Linked DNA regions of Mus musculus: all the other regions are linked to region 2. A link is a loop called in an ENCODE intact Hi-C map of the cell type or tissue named here. Cell type or tissue: left cerebral cortex. All regions are shown on one strand. Region 1 has its middle 190 kb from the start of Gm22546. Region 2 overlaps Utrn (utrophin). Region 3 overlaps Epm2a (epilepsy, progressive myoclonic epilepsy, type 2 gene alpha). Region 4 overlaps Epm2a (epilepsy, progressive myoclonic epilepsy, type 2 gene alpha). Region 5 has its middle 140 kb from the start of Gm23680.

Region 1 (5,000 bases), 770 kb before region 2:
TCCAGGTCCAGGAGATCAGCCAACTTTCAGGGATAGCCCTGACGAGAACTGCCACTGAAGATTTTGATCTTCCCCATCCTGGGTGTCTCTGCTTGGTGCTCCTTGCTCAGTGCTCCTTGCTCAGTGCTCCTTGCTCAGTGCTCCTTGCTCAGTGCTCCTTGCTGCTGAGGAGCCAGGAAGCAGAGTGAGCCCAGAGACATGAACTTACAGCTTCACACTGCTGCTCTGCCATCTCCTTTGTGTAAAGAAACAGGAGGGAAAAGATGCTTAAAAATGAGGAGCTCTGCCCTCAATCTTTGTTGCGCTCTGTGGTAGACAGAGTATGGGGGTGAAAGAGAATGGAGGAACCTTTACCTGAAGGCACTTCAAGGCTAACAATGTCCTCAGGCATGAGCTGAACTCAGTAAGAACTAGGTAAAGAAGACCACATCCCCAAAGGAGACAGGTTTATCAGAGACAGACGTCCCTGACTTATTCTGCTTTTCAGTGAGTTGGCTTCAGGAATGTTCCTGCCTGCGTTTGACGGAATGGGAATGGATTAGGTTCAGCTATCGTCAGTGGCACACAGTTCTAATGTTTCAGCTTACCTGTCCCTGCTCTTCAGCATAGCACTCTGCTTTTCAGCCTTGGCTTCGGCTTTCTCTTCAGCAAGGTTTCTTTTTTTTTTTTTTTTTTTATATTTTTTTTTCCATTTTTTATTAGGTATTTAACTCATTTACATTTCCAATGCTATACCAAAAGTCCCCCATTCAGCAAGGTTTCTATGTGGATTTGCATCTTCAGGATCTCAGTTTTTATTCTGTGTCATTGACAGTAGTAACCAGCAAGGTGCTAGCTGCGGAGTGAGTGTTCAGTTAATATATGATTGAGCTACACATATACCTTGTATAGAAATAAGCCCGTGCACACACATGCTGGACCGGCTATACATTAGAAAGCGAAGGATCTGGGTTTTTATTAGAAACTTTTTTGTGTGTTTAAATTAAATCAATGGCTTGTAAAATTTCACCTTTGCTCTTACTTCCTCCTCACCTCCTTGCAATCTGAGACATAGAAAACATAAGTAGTTGCCCTGGAGACAATTGCTGAGCACTAGAGGGTCCATCCAAGAACAGCAGTGAGAGCTGCTATGTTAGACAACATCAACAGTGTGCAATAATCTCTTTGCTTTCAATAAAATTGGGGCTGATAATCATCTTATTTATACTAAGCTCCACAACTTGTTAGGATTTTGAGATGATAATACACTTGTTGGGAAATAGTCACTGACTCCAGGACAATCCCCAGAGTCCTAGTCCTAGCCTCAGCTACCCCATCTCAGGCTCTGCACCTTTGAGAACCTTTCCTAATAAGCCATTGTGGTTTGACTACTAATGTCCTCTCAGGCTCATGTGATGAACACTTGATTCCCAGACAGTGGTATTATCTTGGAAGGATCTCCAAACTTTAGAAGTGGAGATCTAGCTGGAAAAAAAAAATCAGACAATGAGGGTTTGAGTCCTTGGGAGGTTTTGTTCCTTGGCCTTTCCTGTCCTTCTGTCCTCTCTTGCCCCCTCCTTTCTTTCTCTCTCTCTCCCTCGCCCTCCTCCTTCCTTCTCTCTCTTTCTCTTTCTCTCCTCCTCCTGCCCCTTCTTCTTTCTCTTCCCTTTCCCTTTCTCCTTCCTCCTCCTCTTTATCATCTGCCTCCTCCTCCTCTTTCTCCTTCTCCTCTTGCTACTTCTTGCCTCTGTCAGGCGGGTAAGTTACCCTACTATATACTGTAGCTAGTATGGCACTACCATGGTGATCTGCTCTAGCTCGGAATCAGTGGAGTTACATGTGAACTAAAATTTTGAAACTATGAGTTAAATCAAGTCCTTCTCATATTACATTGTTTTCTGGATCTTGTGATTATAGAGACAGAAAAGCAAACAACACAGTAGCAGACGCAAGTTAACAGCTTCCTAGTCAAGCCAGGCCCAGCACTGTGGCTCTAGCTGGCAACTGGTACCTGTGGTGGCTCTACCAGCTGTCAATCCAGTGAGTCTCATTTGACAGTATTTCTCAAAGTGACAAACTAGTCTGATTCAGGCATGTGTGAAACCCTCCCAAGACTATTCTCTTTGAATTATCAGGTAACATTAGAAACTCAATTATTTAGTTTAACAGTAAACATTTCAGCCTCTCTTGAAAGATTGAGGGTCCTAGGGAAGCTAGCCTTTCATTCCCTCCCGAAAACTCACAGAGTAAGCAGGGCGATAACTTCTCACTTCAGCCAGCGTATGTGCTCTCAGCTCAGCAACACCACCTCCCTTCCTGTTCACTGAAAGAGCTGAGAGTTTTAACCTTCATAGCTTTGACTCCGTGCATCTTGACTTTGCTCTGGCTGGTTCAATAAGAACTTCACATCCCACTGCTTGGTTCTAGACTTACAGGTCATTTAGTCTGACCACGCTCCTGCTGTGCCTCCTGACTCATTTGTAAATCTGGTGCTAGTAGTCGGCTCCGTTTTCTTCTACCTCAAGGTGGCACATTTGGACTTTGCAGACCTGAAGTGTGGGCAATTTAATCCCTGTGATACCCAAGTTCCACAGAAGCAAACCTAGAATGGAAGAGGAATTTGAACACTAATCTTAATATTAATTACCAATTATAGACAGGAATAAATTTGGGACTGCCGCTAAATATATTTGTTTCGTAAGTGAAAAAAAAAATTCTGTCTTCCACAGGAAAACTGCTGCTGCCAATTATGTTGCTATTTCTGTGGAGGAATTGCTTCAGCAGGGGCAGGCCCAGGGGTTCTACCCACTCAGATGCTATTTTCTCCCTTAATTGTGACTGCCACCTGCCTGTTGGTGAATTCACAGCTATACCAACAAACAAGAACATTCGAAAGTCACACGCAACCGGAGATCTTGCCTCAGTTTTGGCTCATGGCATTAACACACCACCTCAAGCATAGTTGCCTAAAATAGCTGCTCTTACTTGCTCATGCTTGCGTGACTCACCATCTCTGAAGGAGCAGTCATCCGATGCCATCACCTGGCAGTGGGATAGTGGCCCTTTTCGTGTCTCTGTCAATTATCATCTCTCTGAGCAGTGGGGCTTCTCTAGGCTTCTTGGTATGGTGGTTTCTGAGAGGCCAAAGAATGAGAGATTTTGTGATGAAGGGTCTGCTATATTCTATTGCCAAAAATCAAGTCATAAGGCCAGGCTATACTCAAATCATGGGGAAACAAAGTGTTAACATTCTTGATAGGGGAACAGGGGTCACATGGTATGTATTCAGATCTGAGCTGTCATCATCCTCTTTGCAACAATAATAGAACTGAATCTGAGGCTGGAACTGATAAGGGGATAGGGTCTGCTCTAATGGAAGAAAGAGATTCTGACTGAAAATGACGATAATCTATTGGGAATCTTGTACATTATAAAAAGGTTTTAATAGGATGGGAAATGTAAAGTCAAGATAGACTGTAAAGAGATTCTTGCTTGAAATTCACCAGGAAACCATAGAGGTGAAAAGAAAGAGAGAAATGAAAAATGAAAGATGGGAGGAAGAGCTTCTGGGTCTGGGAGAGCAAAAGCAAGGGACTGTGAACTTCCTGAAGCAGTCATCAACTGTTTGCTCCAATGTGGTCCAGTCACATCCTGCCCTGACTCAGCCCAAAGCTTATCCTGGATTTTCCAATCTACCACTTCTGCTTTCTCTCTCTCCCAAGTTCGGGAACTTCTCTAGACCAGTGGCCATGAGACATACAGACAACATCTAAGTTTCTTCTTCATTCTAGATACTGCAATGTGGAAATGAGTTTTATATACCTTTAAATAATATTATTCCTTTATGAATAAGTATAGTATTCTCGTTACAAAAATTTGAATTTGCCATTAAAGATACACAGAAAAGAAAACAGGGACATAGAGAGATAGAACCTGAACTGAAAAGTCCGAGTGAAGCCTGAATCCTCTAGACCCTCAGACCTCTTCTTGCCTGCTCACAGAAACATCAGCTGTTACGTGCCCTCTGAATGATCAAAAAGTTCAATATGACTCTGATTAGCAAGTGAGAAATATAGACTGAAATGTACCTTGACTAAAATAGCAAAGAAGCGGGGCAGGTCATATAAGCAGTTAACAACACCATTGCCATAGAAACAAGAAGCAATAGTAAGCAGACACCAGGTAGTACTTGTTGTAAGACATTGAGTTATGACATCTTGATTTTGACAACACTCACACACCTTGCCACAGCAGTGAAGGCATTAAAATGAAGCAGAGATTGAAAACTGGATGTATCTGCATCTCTTAGTGATCCTGAAGTGAACGAGGAAGGTGGCTGAGGAAAAAAGCCCTTGGAAGGAGAGCATTTACCACCATGGGGGAAGGTGGCTTTCAGATGGCTTGCCCCATGCCTAGCTTCTGTACATGAAAGTCACCATGTAGGCTATATTTATCTTATTTGTGCTTCATCATTTCCATTGAGAAAACCGAAGAAGCATAATTGGTTGATCTCAACAGTTTGAACTCTCACTTTGTGTGCTATATATAGACATACCTCATCTACTGATTCTATGCATGTCGTGTGTCTGTGTAACATTTGAAACAACTGCTGTACTCATTAGCCAGAAACCATTCACCATCACCATCTACACTCTAGACATCAATGGTATCTCTGAGTTCTAGACACTGGTATCTGGTAACATTAGGGAGGGTCTAACTGTCATTTTAAATCTGAAATGTCTCCTATAGGCTTATATTTTTGAATGTGTTATCCACAGCTTGTGGCTCTATTTAAAGAGCTGTAGCATCTTGAAGAGGTTAGGCCTCGATGCCCGCAGGACACTACTAAAAGACTCTAGGGACTATAACTATTCCTGGTTTTCATGTTTTCTGCTTCCAGATCTACTAAGATATAAGTTCTCTCTGCTACGTGTTCCCACTGAAATCTTTCTGAAACAGTGAGCCAAAATACCCCCCCTTTACCATCTAAATGATTTGTGTCATATAGTAGTCACAGCAAG
Region 2 (5,000 bases):
AACCACTTAACTTTGTGACCGGCATTTGGGGGTGGGGGTGTTTTTCGAGACAGGATTTCTCTGTATTTTCCTGGCTGTCCTGGAACTCACTCTGTAGACCAGGCTGGCCTCGAACTCAGAAATCCGCCTGCCTCTGCCTCCCAAGTGCTGGGATTAAAGGCGTCCGCCACCACCACGCCCGGCTATTTTTTAATCATGTAAAAAGCACTGCATTAAATCATAAGTGAAGTCATTGGTAACATGGGTTTTCTGATTAACGATATGTTACTACTTAAGTAATAAAAGATAATTTTGACATTCGCGTTGATATGAGGAATTATGGTAAAAAGGGAGGTCACAGATCAGCTAAGCTGCTGCCCCTTTGGGAAGCCACAAAACAAAACTCCTGTGACAGTCACAGGCAGGGAGGAAGGTCTCCTGTTTTGAGTCAGTAATCTGGACCTCAGCAGGAACTGCAGAAGACAGAGCATTAAGAAAGTACTCGTTCTGGGAGTTCACACATCTCTGATGAGACACCACAAACAGCACCAAGGAAAGGGGAGAATAAATGTGAATCCCTCCGCATCCGCCATTTTGCTCCACGGCATCTCCACCTCCATACACCTTCTGAACTACCCAACCCACTGGCTTCTCATGAAAGCAAGAACTGACTCATGATCAAGGGGACCTCAGGCTAGGACGTCCATTTACTGTGGCTCAAGAAATATGTGTACGGTTTGGTTACTGAGAGAAACCAAGGGAGCCTGACAGATGGTCTTAAAATACCTCTGTCTTAACATTCAGACTGTGGCCAAGTCAAGCTTGTTTCATGCTCTGAAACACTTCAGGGTTTAGTTATCCAAGGAGAGCAACACACCCCACCTGAAAGTAAAACCTGTAAGGCTTATTTTAAAATGCACCACTCACGTGTTCTATTTTTTTCCCCCAAAACACATATGTTCAACCTTTTTTGTTTTGTTTTGGTTTATTTTTTTGTTTTTTCGAGACAGGGTTTCTTCATGTAGTCCTGGCTGTCCTGGAACTCACTCTGTAGACCAAGCTGGCCTCGAACTCAGAAATCAGCCTGTCTCTGCCTTCCAAGTGCTAGGATTAAAGGCATGTGCCACCACTGTCCAGCACATATGCTTGACCTTATATGAACCTCATATTAACATACAGATGCCAGGCAGCATGTGAACTTAAAAGTCATGTCAAACACTGAGTGATTGGGATATGTTCAGTTATAGAGTTACCCTTTATAAAAGTACCCACACAGGGTCTATGTGGTTCTCACACACAAACATATATACAGACGTCAGGGAGGAGAAACTGATTTTGTTTAAACATCACTTGTCATCCCTGGCTTTCCAAGCCGTCATTGTCCCCTACTAATAAGCCAATGGTGGGAGAAAAATGCACAGAATGAAGGGGCGAATCAGTCTGGGCAGTAAGAAGACAATATTGACCACACGAACAAATCAACACTCTATGATTCTTGAACAGCTGTTTCCTTCTTCATGGCACCTGTGCACAACCTTGAATTAATAATATACACCAGGATGCTTAAAATATTTTAACTCATAGGACACATGACAAAATGTTTGGGCACAAAATTATTTCAGCGAAACTGTTTTACATACATATGCTGGCAGCACAAAAAAATCATAAAACTAAATCAAAATAATTAGCTAAATCAATAAAAATGCTGAAGTCATGAAGGACTCAATTTATAATACTAATTATTTTTCAATGTTCTATGACTCACCCACTAATCTACCTTGTAAGAATCTACTTTTTACCACGTCAATTATTAAATATGCCATTAAAAATGTCCCTGAGGGGGTGGGGGTGGGGGTGGGATTATAAAATTCCTCTCTAACTCAACATAACCTCAATCAGGTTTCAATTCAAAGACTGAAAACAGGCCAAGATAATCACAAAATGCAAACAAGTTAAAGTCAGTAGCAATCTTAAAAGTCACTTACATCCAGCTTTGTGTCCACTGTGCTCTAATAGAGGAAAAATTATCCTCTAGAGTCATTAATATTTTAAAGAAGCTAAGTGATCTAAGCCAAATCAGGAGAAATTAGCATCTAGCGTGGGGTGGCTCGAGGTCATCAGGGCAATTTCAATGCTGCTGCTTCTCAAGTCAGCAGCCAATGTGTTTCTGTTTCCTGCCCAAATTTTAGGGATTGTATAACCAGAAAGAAACACCTTTAAAAGCAAAAAATACAACACCATGTACAGTTGGAGGGGGGTTACTCAGAGCCACAGTTTCCCCAAGTTCTGCCCATCCCTGTCCCTTTCCCTATGAGAAATAGGCAGGGGGAAATACATACAAATAAATAAAACTCAAAATAAGAATACTGTGCACAATTTTCCAGTCGTTTTTCACTTACTTATAAATGACTGATACCCATACAACAGACAAAAGAAAGATGTGAAAGATGAAGAGGGTACAAATATTCAGACACCAGTTTTCAAAATGCCAAGATGAACGCAAAATAGACTCTTCTCTTCTCTCTCTCTCTCTCTCTCTCTCTCTCTCTCTCTCTTTCTCTCTCTCTCTCTCTCGTCTTTAAATGTACTTGAAATATAGACTTTCTGTATTTTTTATGGCAAAACACTGAAGTATTTAACATTTCCTTTCTAAAAGACTAAATTTAGAGAATGTAAGGGATATAGGGGGAAATAGCTGTAACAACATTTGCAATTTAAATAAAGAGAATTCAGTGTCTCGCTAAGCAGATAAACAGTACAGCTGGTCAAACTTGCAGCACAGTGACAGCACTGGTAACAAGTAGGCTCAGTAGATATAGATACCATGCCATTAACAGAGAAGGACAACTGACATTTAAGTCTGTACCTATAATTTTATCCACAATGATATGCATTAGGATCCATTTCCCACATACAATAAGATAAATAAAAGATACCTGCTACCAGTTCATTTATTCATAGTCAACAACAGCATCACGCCACTTCCCTGTCTGGAGTCCCCAAACCTCATATATCACTGCCTGACACTGACACCTACTGGAAAGTACTGGAAGTGTGTGCCCCCCCCCTCCCTGTCTGAGCAGTAGCTAATTTCACATAGGGTAGAGAATATATAAAGGGTAAATTTCAATTGCAAATAAGACAACCTCAGGTTCCCAAAAAGTAATGCCCGTGCCGAAGATTTAAATTCTAAGGCATCTTTGAGAAATTACAAATCTCAATAAATCTTCCCAAAGAATACTCCTGTTGGAAGTGAACTTCCCCATGACTCCAGTAACATGATGTGTGCTTATTCAGGGTCTTATCATAAGACTACTTAGTAGCTTTCTCCAGCACCTTAACTTTGCTTTATGTGTGGAAGTCAACGCACCCAATGGCCTTACAGCTCAAAACCCCTCTGCTTTTGTGAAAGTGCTTATGGGAATAGATGAGAAAAATAATAACCCAGCTTTTTTTTAATGCTTCATACATTTATATCCTTAGCTTTAAAAAAGTAACATATATTAATGATTCATGTATCTATACCAATACTTAAAAAGTAAAATACTAATACTTATTTAGTGAATGCATTTTTCTTCTCCATTATCAAAATTGGCTTTTTGTGAAAATGTAAACATCTTACAAAAACACACGGATTCTTTAAGCAGATGAAATCTCAACATATCCAACAGTTAGTTCTGTACTTTTCCGACTGGATTAATAAGTTGGATCAAGCTTTAATTAACTTAACACAAATGAAAATATAGCATCTCTTTAAAGCACGTCTCACTATATCAATCGATTTCCTAAGATTATATTTTAAAAAGTAAGTTTCTGGACAGACATATATTAAATTAGACAAACTGTAAAGCACAACACTGTGATTAAAAAAAAAAATCAAATTAACAGAATCCAGCTTCCCAGCCTAGACCCATTGCTTTATAGGCAGAGCCTAGGTGCTTCAACACATCAAATTTAACATCTTCAGAAAAATAATGAGATAAGAGGCAGTTTTCCCAATTACTGATCAGTTGATCTTTTAAAGAACAGTAAGATTCCTTCTTTAGAAGCATACTAAGAATTGTACAGGGAGAAAATTGTAATAACATAAAATTTGATTTGCTGCTGCTATAATCTTCCTTTTGCATCATATCATCTTGTTTTTATAAAAATAAGGAGACAGTACGAACACTAAATAAGATAAGACCATGGGCAATAACAAATACTAACCCAAAACAACACAGGAGGACGTGGGACGGCTTGTGTTTAGAATAACTGACATTGCATTCAAAATGTATAACTGTCAAACAAGTTATATCCTAAAACACTACTTAACCCACCTGGCCACAGAAAATTGTGTTCTTCAACTTTAACTAGGACATGTGGACACACAAGAATATAAGAAATGTTTACAATGGGGCTAAGCTTGTTTTTAAAATGGGCATTACTTTTCTTAATTGGAAAATATCAGCTATAAAAAGAAGAGCACGGTAAGCAATCTGTTGAAAGAGCATTCTGAGCTCTCTGCTTGATTTTGCTGGAGCTTAACATTGTATTAATGTGTCATTAAATATTAAGATATTGTAAAGTACCCCAGAGGTAACAGGTCTTAATGAAAATAGTTTGTCATATTTTCTCCAAACAACCCATCTCAGAAGACTAGGTTATAGATGGTAAAATAAAATATGTACTAAAATAGTACTTGTCTCATAGGCTTAAATAAATTTTAATGGAGCGATTTCTTTTAACAGCTTTTGCAATCAGTTGCCTGGAAAGGGAGTTTTTCCTTTCCTTCAGAGGAGCCTGAAAGATGAGTATTTCCTAGCCAGGCAACAGTGGATTCTTCAGACACCCACTCCCTATTTCCAATCAGTTACCTTGCAGAGCTTCTGGTACCGCGGAGAGGAAACTGCCATCCTTTGTAAACGATGTAACAAAACCACAACTTTCTGCAGAGACGTTCTCACCACCGCCATCATTTTAAGTTTACCACACTTCTGAAGAGTCCTCAGAATTTGCATTATAAATGAAGAGCAGCGATC
Region 3 (5,000 bases), 1.2 Mb before region 2:
ACCAAAAGTCCCCCATACCCACCCACCGCCACTCCCCTACCCACCCACTCCCCCTTTTTGGCCCTGGCGTTCCCCTGTACTGGGGCATATAAAGTTTGCAAGTCCAATGGGCCTCTCTTTCCAATGATGGCTGACTAGGCCATCTTTTGATATATATGCAGCTAGAGTCAAGAGCTCAGGGGTACTGGTTATTTCATAATGTTGTTCCACCTATAGGGTTGCAGATCCCTTTAGCTCCTTGGGTACTTTCTCTAGCTCCTCCATTGGGAGCCCTGTGATCCATCCATTAGCTGACTGTGAGCATCCACTTCTGTGTTTGCTAGGCCCCGGCATAGTCTCACAAGAGACAGCTACATCTGGGTCCTTTCAATAAAATCTTGCTAGTGTATGCAATGGTGTCAGCATTTGGATGCTGATTATGGGGTGGATCCCTGGATATGGCAGTCTCTACATGGTCCATCCTTTCATCTCAGCTCCAAACTTTGACTCTGTAACTCCTTCCAAGGGTGTTTTGTTCCCAATTCTAAGGAGGGGCATAGTGTCCACACTTCAGTCTTCATTCTTCTTGAGTTTCATGTGTTTAGCAAATTGTGAATTGATAGATTTTGTGTAACATTCATAGAGCACATACAACATGTTGAGTTTATTTTCATATGTTCCTAGATTTAGTTTCTATGTCCACTTCCTGTTGTGCTTGTTGATATCATAATAAGTTTTCCTGAAGCAGTAAAACAAGTAGTTTTAAAAACTAGTATTATTTCTTATATACTTAAAAAAAATCCAGCCTTATCAGATTGGAAGATGAATTGTACTTCAATAGCATATGTTGTATGCAGATGCTGAGAACTCAAGTTAGAACCTTAGTAATGGTTGACCCCGTATGTTCTTTCTAGAATTCTACCAAATATCTGGCTGGGTAGCTGCCCTCGCCAACTGGAACATGTGACCATCAAACTGAAGCATGAACTGGGAGTTACAGCTGTCATGAATTTCCAGACTGAATGGGATATCATCCAGAATTCTTCAGGCTGCAACCGCTACCCTGAACCCATGACTCCAGACACCATGATGAAGCTGTATAAGGAAGAAGGCTTGTCCTACATCTGGATGCCCACTCCAGACATGAGCACTGAGGGTAAGGGCCAGAAGTAGCACTCGGATTCCTTGCTGAATTTGCTTCAGGGACCTGTTTGTCTTCCTCTCATCTATAACTGAATGTCTAAACTCTGAATTATAAAAGTGGAATCAACATAGGGATTTAGATTTAATATGCATTTAGACACTTTGACAGGATTCTGTTTAACGTGGCTTCATATATATGTGTGTATGGAGCATACAGTCCCTAAGGGATGGCAAGTCTTAATGAATGAACTAAAGTAGGGGTTTAAAAGCACAATGGGTTGGTTATAAAGACAGACAGATATTTTGGGGAGCTTGCGTAGATAATCTAGAAAGGCTTTTGAGGCCGTGATGCCTGAGGTACTGGGGAGTGGCTTTGCAGTGACTGGGGAGAGGGCACGAGGAAGAGGAGAGGATGGAAGAAATAGCGATGTAGAAGAATCTCTATGCCCTGATAGGATGTGGCACCTTGTAGGAACTGAAAGACCAGTGTGGCTAAAGAACTGAGAATATGAAAATACCCCCAGGACTTGAGCTACAGTAGCAAACGATGTTACATTGTCAGAATAGCTTCAGCAGGGAAAAAGGTGGGAAGCCGGGGAGGGTGGAGGTCCTTTTTGTTTTAGTTTGTTTACCAAAAGTATATCTATTGCTGCAGGAACAGCTTGCAGCTGGGTCTGGGAGTCCAGTGAGGTGGGTGTAGTAAGATGGGTAATAATCTGGAAGGTGAGGCCCTGGGCTGTGGGGAGGAGCATGGTAGTTAGTGAGGCAGCACTGACTGGGCAAGCATGCGAGACCAGTCTTTATGAATGGGTTATGCGGTCGGGTACAGCTGGGGAAGCAGGTGACTAAGTCATAGATGTGACATAGTATGTAAGCGGCAGTAAGGTAAGTTCAGAACCAATTACAGCGCAGAGAAGAGTGGACAATGAATGATGTGATGTGCTCTGGAGATTATGGCTTGTCTCTGACGGGGGCAGATAGGCAGACTACACGATTTCCGGGGCGTTTGAAGTGGGCCTGGCTTGGATGGGAGATGTGGGCAGAGAGAGGAAAATGAGAGGGCAAGGAGGAGCACAGACGAAGGCGCAGAAGCTCGGGCTTGTAGAAGAGCCGGCTATAGATGCAATAGACAGTTGCTGAAAAGCAGGTCTAACTTTTCCTTCCGGTAAAAGAGCCACCTCTCTACGACAGTATTAGTAACGTGTCAGCAGGGGGCAGCAGAGAGCTGTAGAGTGCATGGGTTTGGGGCGTTTGAAGATTTGCTCTTCTGGGTAAGAATGGCATTGAAGCCAGGCCAGGAAGCTCGAAAACGTTTCTCCCCATCCAGCTCTCTCTCGGTGTAATGCATGCTACGTCTCCACCCCTCTCATGAACGAAATGGATTAACTCGTCAGCTTCAGGGAAGATTCTAGGCAGACATTGTAGTCACCCCATTTTGCAGAGGAAAAGACAGGTACAAAATGGTTATGTAACTTAAGACTGAAATGTGGAAAGACATTCCACATTTCAGGGGTGTCATTCTGTGTCACAGAACTGCTCCCAAAGCCAGGCTGCGAAGCCGCAACTGCGCGTTTCTTTGTACGCTTCAGGCAGAGTCCCCAGACCCACGTAATTTCTGTTCTTTGTGTTCATGATTAGTTGCAAAGCTACGAACTGAGGGGACATAGCTTATCTCCCAGAAACCAGAGGTCTGTAAAACAGAACATCTTGAGGACCATAGGAAACCCATGTCACTGGCCACCTTGACACTTCAAAGACATCAGGTGGAATTTAAGGCATTTTCTTGAGGCTAAACCCCAAACCAGACAGAGTTTATATCAGCAGAGAGAAGGACAGCTTAGCTCTCTGGAGATCGTCTGTCTGGTTTTAAGACAGTCAAAGAATTGTTCGAGCCTTCAACTGTAGCACAGAGATTTTGATTTGGCGTCTATGGTTCTAATTCCACAGCATCATTGCCCACCTGGGTAAACAGGAGGGGACAGGCAGGCAGGGAGCAGTTGAGCCATTAATTCTGCTACTCCACCCTCCCCTTCCCATGCTCTGCTAACTGAAGGGTCCCAGGTCTAAAAGGGAATTTTCTCAGTAGTTTGGTTTCATCTTTCTGCTGGGAGCCATTGTAGTTGTATTCAAAGCATGGTTGTGGGGGGGTCACTGGGTCACCAGGTCAGGGTGTCTATGGCTATCTCCAATGCAGAGCTATCATAGCAACAGGAAGAGAGCCAAGAAGCCCACAACTGCCATAGCACAAACACTGACACCGAATAAAAGATTTGGTTCAGTTGGACCTTGACAGGTTATCAAAGAGTTAACCATTTCAGAGTGGCAGGGTGACTTTCTTCCAACAGATTAATCTATGTAGCTTATAATTATAGACCAATGCACATATAGATTCCCCCACCCGAGTATTTTTAGAACACCAGGGGGAGGGGGGTGGGATCTGTCTGGAAGCATTCTGAGCTGCTGCATAATGCTGTCAGGTGAAGTCTGGAAGGAGAGTCTGTTAGACTCAATTGTCATAGAGCGGCTGCAGTCAATTGTCCTATCGATCCTTCCTGTTGTACACTTTGTCATATAAGGACGACTAGCTTAGATATCTTCCTTTTCAGTTCTCCTTTTTAAAAAATGGCTCCTCTCTTTCACCTGGGGAATGAAAAAAAAAATCTCCAAGTCAAAGGAATAAACTGCGTTTGCTCATTAAACCCCCCTTCTCAGGGGGAAGTTCCATTGAGTGCTGCTCTCTGCTCTGTTCCTGTAACAGCTTAGCTCTTTCCTTCCCAGTGAGTTCTAAGATTCTGGGTGTTGCTTTGCTACCACGCTTCAGTCATTCTCTCACTCAGCAGACTCAGTTCATCTCTGCCTTTCTGCCATAACACTGACCTGGCAGTGCCTAAATACCTGGCAGGCTGGAGCCTGGTCGGCCTTGGGTAGCTTGTAGACGGGTCTATTCCTGTACTGGCCATCCAGGGATGGGATCTCTACTAACTAGATTATAATAGACTGTAAGATTAGTCACAAGCTTTAAAAAATATCTTATTACTTCTCTGAGAGTTTCATAAAATGTGTTTTGAACACACTCATCCACATGCCTCCCTGTAATTCCTTCTAGGTCCATCCTGCACCCTGGACTTCCGGTACCCTGCCCACTTTGTATTCTCTTTGTGTTTGTTTTGTAAATAAATCATGGTGTCCACTTTGTGCTGCCTATATGGTACAGGGCCATCCTCTGCAGCATGGTCAACCGACTGGAGACACTTTTGCAAAGAAAAGTGGCTCTCCCTGCTTAGAGCTGTCAAGTACCCATAGCCTTCAGTTAGGGGTGAGAGTTCTTTATGTTTCTACCAAAAGATGTTACAGATAGGATAGACCCTCATCTATCCATCTTGTTAAAGGTGGAAAACAAGACTTTCCAAGTGAAGTGCCAGTGTGCAGTTATGTATCGCCCCAGAGTAGGACAGGGAAGATGCACATGTATGCTGTGGACCTCTTCCTTGGCCAACCGTAGACAAAGCAAAGCAGCCCTGGAGAGGGTCTTGACCTCCCTTACCTCAGGCTCTAAAGAGTCGGGTGTTAAAAAGCTCTTCCGTTTCTAATAACCTTGGCTTGTTCAATCCCTGCTTCCCTTTCAGGGAGCTTTAGTTATCCCAGACTTAGATTAGCCTCTAGCAGGATAGGAGCAAAAGGTAGAACAGAGAATTCTAACATGTCAGATCAAACAAGTGAGATTGCCGTTCAGTTGTTAGGGAGGTATCTAATGCTTGTTGAGTGAGCATCTATGCCCAGTGCTTGTTTTAAATTCCAAGGACAGAAACACAGATGGTGGAGTGTTTTGCTTGACCTACATAAGGTTTACAATTTTTTTTTCAATTTAGTTAGCTGCA
Region 4 (5,000 bases), 1.3 Mb before region 2:
ATTCAATTCATATTGCATCCTTATATTTTGCATAGTTGAAAAATTACATATTTTTGAACTCATATTTTCAGAGTTCTTTCCCACATCCTTAAGAGCTTTTCTTAAGGTCATAGCATTTATCATTTTGCTGAGACATTAGATCCACTCTCATCTCCTGAACTCGTACTGTTTCTGATTATCATGGAGTCATTAGCCTGGGCAGAGAGGACAGTTCTTGAAGGGGAAGCATGGAAATTTGTACAGTATTCTACAAACAAGCCTTACAGCCACAGAAACCATCAGTATTTGTGGAGGCCCATGCCCTGCTGGTTTTGCTCCATGGGCAGGAACCATGTCATTCCATTGCTTACATGGCTGAGCTGGACTTGGCATGTGTGTATCTGCATATAAAATAGGCTTCAGTGTTACTACTTTTGAATTTTGGACATGGGATTTTTTTTTTTACTTGATTTGATTGCCTTTTGATTTTGAATGAATGAAGAGGTTCTATTGTTAGAGAAAGACACTTAGACTCCACTCATGAGTCAAGGGAATTGGAAATAAGATGTAGAAAGACATAATTCAAACTAAACTTTTATTTTTAAAAAGGAAACTAGGTATTCTGTGATTAGAAGACAAAAATGCTCTACAGCTTAAAGTCTGTTAATTTCTCTAAATTCCATGCTTTAATATTCCTTAGACCTTTGAACAGAAGCTGCTTCTGCAGAAAAGCACAAGTTCCAGACCATCCACCCTCATTTCGTGTCTCTTTCACTTTGGGCCACCTGCTTATATCTGCACTTTGGTGTGTTACTGTCTCAGAGTTCTTCCTCAATGATCTCCTTAAGTCCAGGGCTGGAGGAATATAGGTAAATCACTTTCCTAAACCTGTAGTCACCTTGCAGACCTCAAGCTCTTGTCTTAAAAGTTACCACCGCCCCCTAAATTTAATTTTAGTCATTGAGAAAATATCACCATAATTTTCCCTTTTTCAGAAAAAAAAAGACAATCAGGTTTAGTGTTGCATGCCTGTAATCCCAGTACATAGGAAGAGCAAGGGAGGAGATTTACAATGCCAAGGCAGGATCCTGAGCTATAGGTGACCATACCTCACAAATCCAGCCAATAAGCATACTTCCCCACCATAAATCTTGTAAATAAGAATTTTTATGTGCATCTGCTGTGGTCCATTGGTGACACTCTAGGAGTGGATGTCCTTTCTAACTGGTGCCTGGCCAGTATTGATGGGATTCTGTGTGAAGACTTTCATCAGAGCTTCTGGTGTGAGACATAACCTTCAATGTTAACAGAAAGAAGAGACTGCATCCCCTTCCAGCTGGAGCCAGTGTTACTGAGCTATGAGGCTAGGTGGCATTGTATGGAGCTCAAATCTCTCTGTATGTATGAATTGTGCACTTCCTGTCTGTTGAAAGTCACTGTAGTGGCTATTCCTGGTTGTCAACTTGACAATATTTGAAATGAACTACAATCCGGAATTGGAAGGCTCACCAGTGACCCTTATCTGGAGGCTTGGAGATCCTTATCTGGATCTTGGTTTGAAGATCTTGAGCCATAGTGGCTATGGATTCCACAAGATTGAATCTCCGAGTTTAAGAAACACACCTTTAATCTGGGCTATGCCTTTCATCTGGGATTAAAGGTGTGGTGGAACACACCTTTAATCTGGGCTACACCCTCTGCTGGAGACAATATAAGGACATTGGAAGAAGGGAGTCTAGCTCTTGCTCCTTCGCCTGCTTGCTGCGTGAGACTGAGTAACTGCTAGATCCTTGGACTTCCATTCACAGCTGCGACTGAACAATTGTTGGGAATTGGGCTGCCGACTGTAAGTCATCAATAAATTTCTTTACTATCTAGAGACTATCCATAAGTTCTGTGACTCTAGAGAACCCTGACTAATACAGTCACTCAACTCTTTATCAACTTGGAAGTGTATAAATTAGTTAGGTAGTATATTGATTCTAGATATCACTGTACATACAAGCCCTGATGCCCTCACCTAGCTAGCTACAACTTTGCTATGATATAGGATTTTAGAGTCAGGATCTATGCTCACAGCACTATAAAGACCTTCTTCTCTCTGTCTGCATGCCTGGTATATATCAGCATATCACATCTAAATAAATAATTTAAAAGAATTATCTTTCCACCATGTAGGAACACATGGTACCATCTCAGCATATTTTAAAGCACAAAACAATGCTTAGAAATTTCATTAAACACCAGATGAGTGAACAAACTGGATACAGTCACTTTTCAGGATCTAACTAAGGTATTCATGCTGTCTTCTCTTCTTCAGTGTCAGCCCATGCCACTAAGATGAATTTGTATTAGCAGATAAAAATTCCACAGTGTCCAGGACTCCACTTTTTAAAAAGAGTCATTTGAAAATAGAAAACTTTTAAGATTAAAATAGATACACTACTTTTCCTTGGGATAGAACCAAATTTTACAATTTTTTAAAGGAACATAATAGAAGTCTTACAAGAATTTTCAGGTCAACGGAGTTCTCGCTCAGGCTGTGCTATGGAGACCCATGCCTGGGACCTTGGTTGTCCCTGATTCTGAGTCTAACCCTGTGTGGAGGTTAGAGATTGGACAAGAGCAGGACTCAAGACTCCGGAGGAGTGGCCCAGTGGATGAACAGGGGCAGAGAGGAGCAGAGTGCTGTAGGTTTTGCTTCTAAGTAAATGTGAACGCCATTATCAGAGTCAGGGAAAGGGTAATAACACCACTGCTTCAAGTACAGCTGATTTCTTGAGGTATCATGTATTCAGATTAACTTCTGTTATTAAAACTGGAAAGTGCCATGGGATTCTTGCAATCCTTTTCAGACTTTTCTCTGTCTTGTGATTCCACTAGGTGGCAGTGTTTCGTTAGTACTCTTTATGGTTTGTGTGTGTCCTTCCTTCCTCTCCCTCTCCTCCCTGTCTCTCCCTCTCCCTGTCCTCCTCCCTGCTTTCTCCCTCTTCCACCTTTCTGTCTCCTCTTTCTCCTCTCACTCTTCCCCTACCCTCTTTCTCTTTTAAGACAGGGTTTCACTGTTTACCTCTGGCTGGCCTGAAAGTCAGTATGAATATCAATATGTAAACCAGCCTGGCCTCTAATTTACAGGGATCCACCAGCCTCTGCCTTCAAGATCTGGGATTAAAGGCGTACACTACCAGATGCAGCTTCCTCTATTTTAAACAAATACCTTATTCCATCTCAGCTTTCTCTTTCTTCCAATTTCTTCCCAGGAAATTCTGAAACATTTTTTTCCATTCTGTTAAGAGTTTCATAAGATTTAGAACTTTTAGAATTTTTCCCTGTGTGAAGAGTTAAGTATTAGTTTTATGTTGCTCTAGAATATGTAAATTACTTTGATGTGATTAAGATTAAAATTATCTGTAAGAATCTTGCTGTTGATCTTAGCCCTCTGCCCTGTTTAAGTTAGGTTCTCTCATTTGCTGCTACAGATGCCTGACTGGCTGGCCCGTGAGCCTGCTTGCATCCTCCCGCCTCCTCCCGTCTCTGAGAGGTAGCATCTGAGGGATGACAGACTCACGCTACAGCTTTCAGCTTTGAATTCAGTTTCTTGAGGTTAAGGGGCAAGTGCTCTACCCACTGAGCCATCTCCTGTGCCCGCCTGTGGATGCTTCTGACAACGGCGACGAAGGCTTTGCTCATTACATCAGATCATCTCGCTATTGTTACGCCTGTGCCTTTGATATTTATGACATGCTGGAGAGATGTTTTATCGTGGTTTCAGATCAGTGTGCTCCGTGTCAGAATTTCCTGGAGAATTAATTCAGTGAGATGAATTGCATAAGGAAAGTACCCTGTGAACTGTGATAAATCATTCCTTGCTGACATCTGTTGATATTAAGGTTTTATTGTGAGTGAACACATGTGTATTACAAGATTCTTATCCTGTTGCAAACAGAAAAGTAGAGTTATTCAGCACCACAATGACTTTTAGTGTCTACTTAGTCAGGGGCAACTTTGATGCCACAACAGGAACTGTAATTTATCTAAGAGGAAATAACTGCTTTGAAAAATCAGGCTATTTAGAGTTGTTTATAAAATTTGATTCAAATAGAGATTATCATTGCTTTTAAACAGCTGAAACATGATACAAAATTTTAATTGCTTTTTGCCAAATGCATTTTTTGCTGTTTACAGGGAGGAAAATGCTTATTTTATTCTATTCTGCTTTAAAATGTATAGAGCACTCTCCCAAGGCCTGTCCCCCACCTCCTTCCTTTTTTTGTTTTGTTGAGACACAATCCTATGTAGCTTAGGCTCCCTTCAAACTCACACTCACTATGGAAAGGATAATGACTTTGTGCTCAAATCCCACAGGGTTCCAGGGCCTTGTCATTAGGCCGGCTTTCCCTTTTGTCGCTTGGGTCATAATTGTGAGCTACTATATAAACCATGGGGACACTATGTGGGTAAAGCTTTAAAACATGTTTCTGATGATGTTAGCTCATAATTTTGCACTGAATTATAAAGGGAATTGGGAACCACCTAAATTTCTCCACCACTATGTATTTCTGGTGTTTTAAGAATTGCCTTTGAATTTATTTCTGATAAAGCACCAATCCCAATTTGTACAAGTGGTAAAACGAGTCAGCCATGGTGACCTTTAGTGTCAGAAAATTCACACATTTGCTTTGTCTATAAATTAAAAAACAAGACACAAAACAAACAAACAAACAAACAAACAAACGAAACTAGAGCTGTCTGGCCAGTGAGTTAGTTAAGTAGGTTCATGGAGGGTGAGCAAGTGGATTCTATTCTCTCAGAGCTCAGGGCTCTGATAAGTTTGCCAATGTGGACATAGAGTGAGAGTGAGAATCCCCCTGGTCAGGTCCTTTCCTGTTCCTCTGCTCATCAGGAACCATGCTTGCCAAATTTGCAGGCGAGAGAAAATTAGGGGAGTGGGTAATTTGAGGGAATCAGCTTTCAAATATGATTCCCCCGCCCCAAGTAGAAATGAACCAATAAGAAATCAG
Region 5 (5,000 bases), 390 kb before region 2:
CATGACTCTGATGCTCCCAGTATATGTGTTTTGTATATATGTGTGGTATATATGTGATGTGTGGTGTGTATGTATGTGAGATGTATTTACATGAGTTATGGATTAGTTTATTATTGTTATAATCAGTAAGTTTTATAATACTTACAATAAAAGACATTTTATTCCTCTCTCATGTCAGGATTCTATTAGTTATTACATTTGATTGGTTATTACAATTTGTGTAATTGACCCTGTCAAGTGTCACAGTTGACTACATACAGGCAAAATAGAAAAGAACAGAAGAGAAATGTTCACTTCTTCAGCAATGTGGTGTGTGTATACACACACACACACACACACACACACACACACACACACACACACACACACACATATATATATATATATATATATATATATATATATATATATAGTCTTTCCTATTTTCTCGGGGAGCATTCATCAGGTTATCCACACATGCATCAAGTGAGGTTAATAACAGTGGTTGCATGTTAGGCTACATTTGCCCCCAGTAACAATAAAACAGAAGAAACATTAGAATTTAAGGACAATCTATTCTTTTTGCCATGATCATCATCTCTAATACACCATATTCTCATTCATAAAATACTTATCACCCCCCAGAAAAGTAAGCTTCAAGTTTTGTCTAATTCCTGCATTAGAGACAGTCTACCATGTTTTGCTAGCATAGAGTATTCTCACATAGGATAAGATGTGTCACCATAGTAACCCTAGTGGCCTAAAGTTTCAAGTTTCCTTTCTTGCAGCTAGATATCTGGCCCAGAGGTTTAGAAGACATACTGCTTTCCCAGAGGATCTGAACTTATTTTCTAGAATCCACAGCAAACAGGTCACAACTGCCTGTAACTTCAGCCCCAGAGAATCCAATACCTCCTTTTGGCCTCTACAGGCACTTACAGTTAGGTATACAATATCCTCCCAACAGACATACACACACAAATATATACACACACCTGCACACAGAAACACACACACACACCACAATAAACTAAATTTTCCTCCACTTCTGCTCTACCGTCACCCTGATACCCAAACTATACAGAGATTTAGCAATGAAAGGGAATTACAGACCAATTTCTATTATGATAATAGGTACAGAAATAATTGCAAACCTAATCTAAGAACACATCTAAAAGATCATCCACCATGATCAAATAGGTTTCATCCCAGAGATGCAGGGATGATTTAACGTATGAGAATTAGTGAATGTAATACACTTTATAAACAAACTGAAAGAAGAAAAACAACTATCTCACTAATACCAAAACAAGCCTTTAGCAAAATCCAATTCCTCTTCCTGACAAAAATGTTGAATGTTTGCATGTAGAAGAATGCCAATAGATCCATATTTATCACCCTGAACAAAAATCAAGTTCAAGTGGTTCAAAGACCTCAACATTAAACCAGATACACTGAACCTGATAAAAGAGAATATAGGGAATAGGCTTGAATATCTTAGCAGAGGAGACAACTTCATAAACAGAGCACCAATAATGCAGGCTCTAAGATTGACAATTAATAAATGCAAAGCTTCTGTAAGGCAAAGGACACAGTCAGAAGGACAAAAAACCTCACGAACTTTACATCTGATAGAGGCCTAACATACAAAATACATAAATAACTCAAGAAAGTAGGCGCCAACAAACCAAACAATCTAATTTTTAAAATGGGATACAGATCTAAACAGTATTCACAATAGAGGAATCCGAAATGACTGAGAAACACTTAAAGAAATGTTCAACATCCTTAGCCATCAGGGAAATACAAATCAAAACAACCCTAAGAGTCCATCTAACACCTGACAGAATGGCTACAAAAACACAAGTGATAGCTCCTGCTGGCAAGAAGGTGGAGCAAGGAGAACACTTGCCCACTACTGGTGAGAGGGAAAACTTGTACAGCCAATAAATATGGCAGTTCCTCATCAAACTGGAAGTCAGTCTACCTCCAGACTCAGCTATAACACTCTTGTGCATATACCCAAGATACTTGTTTAACTATATTCATAACGATTTTATTTGTAATAGCCAGAAATTGGAAAAAACAAACAAACAAACAAAAACAAGATGTCCCCCAATGGAAGAACGAATAAAGAAAATGTGGTAAATTTACACATTGGAGTATTACTCAGCTGTTAGGAAAAATAACATCATCAAATTTTCAGGCAAATATATGAAACATGGCATGTACTCAGCTATAAAAGAATATTAGTCAGTAACAATAATCACAGTGCAACCCACAGATTCAGAAAGGCTAAGTAACAAGGAGGGTTCTAAGGACACATGGGTCTCCCTGGAAAGGGGAAATAGAATAGATTGTGAGGGCAGACTGGGATGGGGTGAGCATGCAGACAGAAGGAATCAGGTGGGGCAGGGAGGGCAGGAGGGAGAGAGTACAGGGAGAAACAACTGGAAAAGTGGCCATTCTGGGAATGTGGAAACTCACTTCAGTGGAAACTGCCTGGAACCTATGAGGGTGACCCTACTGAGGACTCCTAGTAATGGAGAGTACTGAGCCTGAACTAGTCATCTTCTGTAAACTAGCAAGGCTCTCTCAGTGGTGGGACCAACTCCAACCCAGCCACAAAACCTTTTACCCACACCTGTCCTGCCTACAAGATGTGCTGGGGCAATGGTGGCTCAGAGCTTGTGACAAAGGCCAACCAGTGACTGATTTATCTTGAGGCTTAAGCCACAAGAGGGAGCCCATGTCTGACACTCCCTGGATGTCTAAGATCCAGAAGCTGAATGGTTCAGAGACCTAGGCTAGAACCAAATATGACTGACAAGGAAAAAAAAAATCAATGAAATGAGTCCTAATAATCCCCTATCCTCATAGCTTGGTGCCTAGACCAATCACCATCAGAGAGACCTCCTCCAACCACTGATGGGAGCAGATGCAGAGACATTAGGTGGAACTTGGAGAGCCCTGCAGAAGACTGGCAGAAAAGACTGTAGGAGCTAGAGGGGTGGAGACCACAGACCACAGAACTGACTATGTACAGCTCATAGAGGCTCACAAAGACTTCAGTGGCAATCAAAGAGCCCACATGGGTCTATACTCAATCCTCTACATACATGCTGTGGTTGCTTAGCTTTGGGTATTTGTGAGAGTCCAAACAGTGGGAAAGGAGCACCTCTAACTCCATTGCCTGCTTGTGGGACCCTTTCCCTCCTGCCTGGTTGCTTTGTCCAGTTTTGACATGAGGATTTATGCCTGGTCTTATTGTGTCCTGTTAGTCTGTCTTTGGTTGACATTTCTGGAGCTCTGCTCTTTTCTAAAGGGAATTGGAGGAGCAATAAATCTGAGGGAAAGGTAAGGCCTGGGAAGGTTGGAGGGCAGGGACGCTGCAGTCTGTACATATTGTATGAGAGAAGAATAAATAGATAGATAGATAGATAGATAGATAGATAGATAGATAGATAGATAGATAGATAGATAGATAGATAATAGAAATAGAAAGGTAAAGACACTTTGACAAAACAGAGGAGTCGGGATTTTTAAAAGTTCATGTCTGTCTATTACTCATGCTATGCTGTGCTTACAGACAGGAGCCTGGCATGGCTGTCCTCTACCATGAGGCCACACCAGCAGTTGAGTGAGAGAGAAGCAGATACTGTCACCCAGCATTAGGGGAAGGAATAAAGAAACTGAAGGGGAGAGTGACCTCATAGGAAAAAACAACAGTTTCAACTAACCCAGACCCCAGGGAGCTCCCAGAGACTGGGCCACCAACCAGGAGCATACATGGGCCAGTCCAAGGCCCCTGGCACATACATAGCAGAGTTCTGCCTGGTCGGGCCTCAGTGGGAGAAGGTGTGCTTAATCTTCCAGAGACTTGAGGCTCCAGGGAAGGGGGAGGTCTGCTGTGGGGAGCACCCTCTCAGAGGCAAGAGGAAGAAGGAGTGGGATAAGAAACTGTGAGAGAGGGGACCAGGATGAGCAGGGGACAATGACTGGAATGTAAATTTTTTAAAAAGTTCATGTCGGATATTCTGAAGAATCGTTGCTAATATAGCAGGGCCATCCACTGAGAATTCTAGTACAGTAGAGTAAAGACAAGGAAAGAGGAAAGAAAGGAAGGGAGGGAGGGAGGGAGGGAAGAAGGAAGGACAGAAATACTAATGAGAAGAATAAAGATCCTTCAGGCAGACAGTGGTGGCCTTTCCTTGCTTTGGCTAATTCTGCTTTTTCGGAGGGTCTCCTTCTCCCACCACAGCCCTCCATAGCTCCTGGCTATGTTTACTGGAGTTTGTCTTCCAGGAACCTGTGACATTTTATCATGCCCCACTTAATTAACTTCATGGCTTTCTCACGCAGCTTTCTCAGGCTTTCCAGTGGCTCCTTTGAGGCCAAATGTTTAAACCTTAGACGTGAATAGAAAGGAAATACTTTCAGCCTGTCTTCTCCTGTGGGAGTAGGGAGTAAGGTTACTGTTCGCCTGAGAGTTCCGATGAGCATGTGTTCTATTTACCCATTAGCTTTTTTATTTTTAATCTACAGTTCCTAATTACTGGCTTTATCCAATCCTAAGTCTTCAGACTTCAGAGTTCTGAAATGTATATATTAGTTTGCTTATGATTTCAGTTCAGTGGTTCAGTCTCTAAATCTAGTACAAGCTCATGTCTAAAATGGCCTGCACCTTTGAGGCATTTGCTCAAAAATTTTTTAACTTTTGGCTAGCAGTAGGCCTTGGCTCTAGGCTATCATTCCAGTCTGACACTGTAGTCTCTGGGTCAGAAAGAAAGAGAGTGAGAGAGAGAGGCAGAAAGAGATAGAGAGAGATAGACAGAGAGAGACAGAAACACAGAGACAAAGAGACAGAGAGAATCAGAGACAGAGAGACAGACAGAGGCACACAAAGAAACAGAGAGAAACAGAAAGACAGACACTGAGACAGAGAGTGATTTCTCTGTTTTTGTCTTCTCCTGGCAAAGAGCTATTAAATTGTGTTGCAGGCCCGCCTAAGTAAGCAAAAA

The links. Peaks named below come from ENCODE experiments on the same cell type or tissue, not always from the same donor. Only the 100,000 strongest peaks of a DNase experiment are listed, where the experiment ranks them.
Region 1: a loop joins it to region 2, with 6 times the contacts of the local background. A loop is called at or near these places in 9 of 42 quality-filtered maps.
Region 3: it touches region 2 in a loop (8-fold over the local background); 22 of 42 quality-filtered maps call a loop at or near these places.
Region 4: it touches region 2 in a loop (4-fold over the local background); 11 of 42 quality-filtered maps call a loop at or near these places.
Region 5: a loop joins it to region 2, with 2.9 times the contacts of the local background. A loop is called at or near these places in 17 of 42 quality-filtered maps.

What each region holds. Positions count from the first base shown.
Region 1 is chr10:11,838,819-11,843,818 of GRCm38, forward strand. No RefSeq gene overlaps it. Among named protein-coding and RNA genes, the nearest start is that of Gm22546, 190 kb to the left of the region's middle. In left cerebral cortex, a CTCF peak has its summit at 2,518 (motif pointing right); DNase peaks (open chromatin) are centred at 2,493 and 2,850.
Region 2 is chr10:12,609,656-12,614,655 of GRCm38, forward strand. The region is part of intron 50 of Utrn (utrophin); the gene reads right to left. Among named protein-coding and RNA genes, the nearest start is that of Gm25139, 240 kb to the left of the region's middle. In left cerebral cortex, a CTCF peak has its summit at 2,992 (motif pointing left); DNase peaks (open chromatin) are centred at 556, 2,099, 2,963 and 4,265; H3K4me3 peaks cover 2,997 bases; H3K27ac peaks cover 2,365 bases.
Region 3 is chr10:11,447,749-11,452,748 of GRCm38, forward strand. Epm2a (epilepsy, progressive myoclonic epilepsy, type 2 gene alpha) reads left to right here. Exons shown (of 4, transcript NM_010146.2): 3 at 894-1,135. Among named protein-coding and RNA genes, the nearest start is that of Epm2a, 110 kb to the left of the region's middle. In left cerebral cortex, a CTCF peak has its summit at 2,334 (motif pointing right); DNase peaks (open chromatin) are centred at 2,370, 3,187, 3,591, 3,990 and 2 more places; H3K4me3 peaks cover 372 bases; H3K27ac peaks cover 597 bases.
Region 4 is chr10:11,359,596-11,364,595 of GRCm38, forward strand. The region is part of intron 1 of Epm2a (epilepsy, progressive myoclonic epilepsy, type 2 gene alpha); the gene reads left to right. Among named protein-coding and RNA genes, the nearest start is that of Epm2a, 19 kb to the left of the region's middle. In left cerebral cortex, a CTCF peak has its summit at 2,851 (motif pointing right); a DNase peak (open chromatin) is centred at 2,877.
Region 5 is chr10:12,216,360-12,221,359 of GRCm38, forward strand. No RefSeq gene overlaps it. Among named protein-coding and RNA genes, the nearest start is that of Gm23680, 140 kb to the right of the region's middle. In left cerebral cortex, a CTCF peak has its summit at 2,714 (motif pointing right); a DNase peak (open chromatin) is centred at 2,712.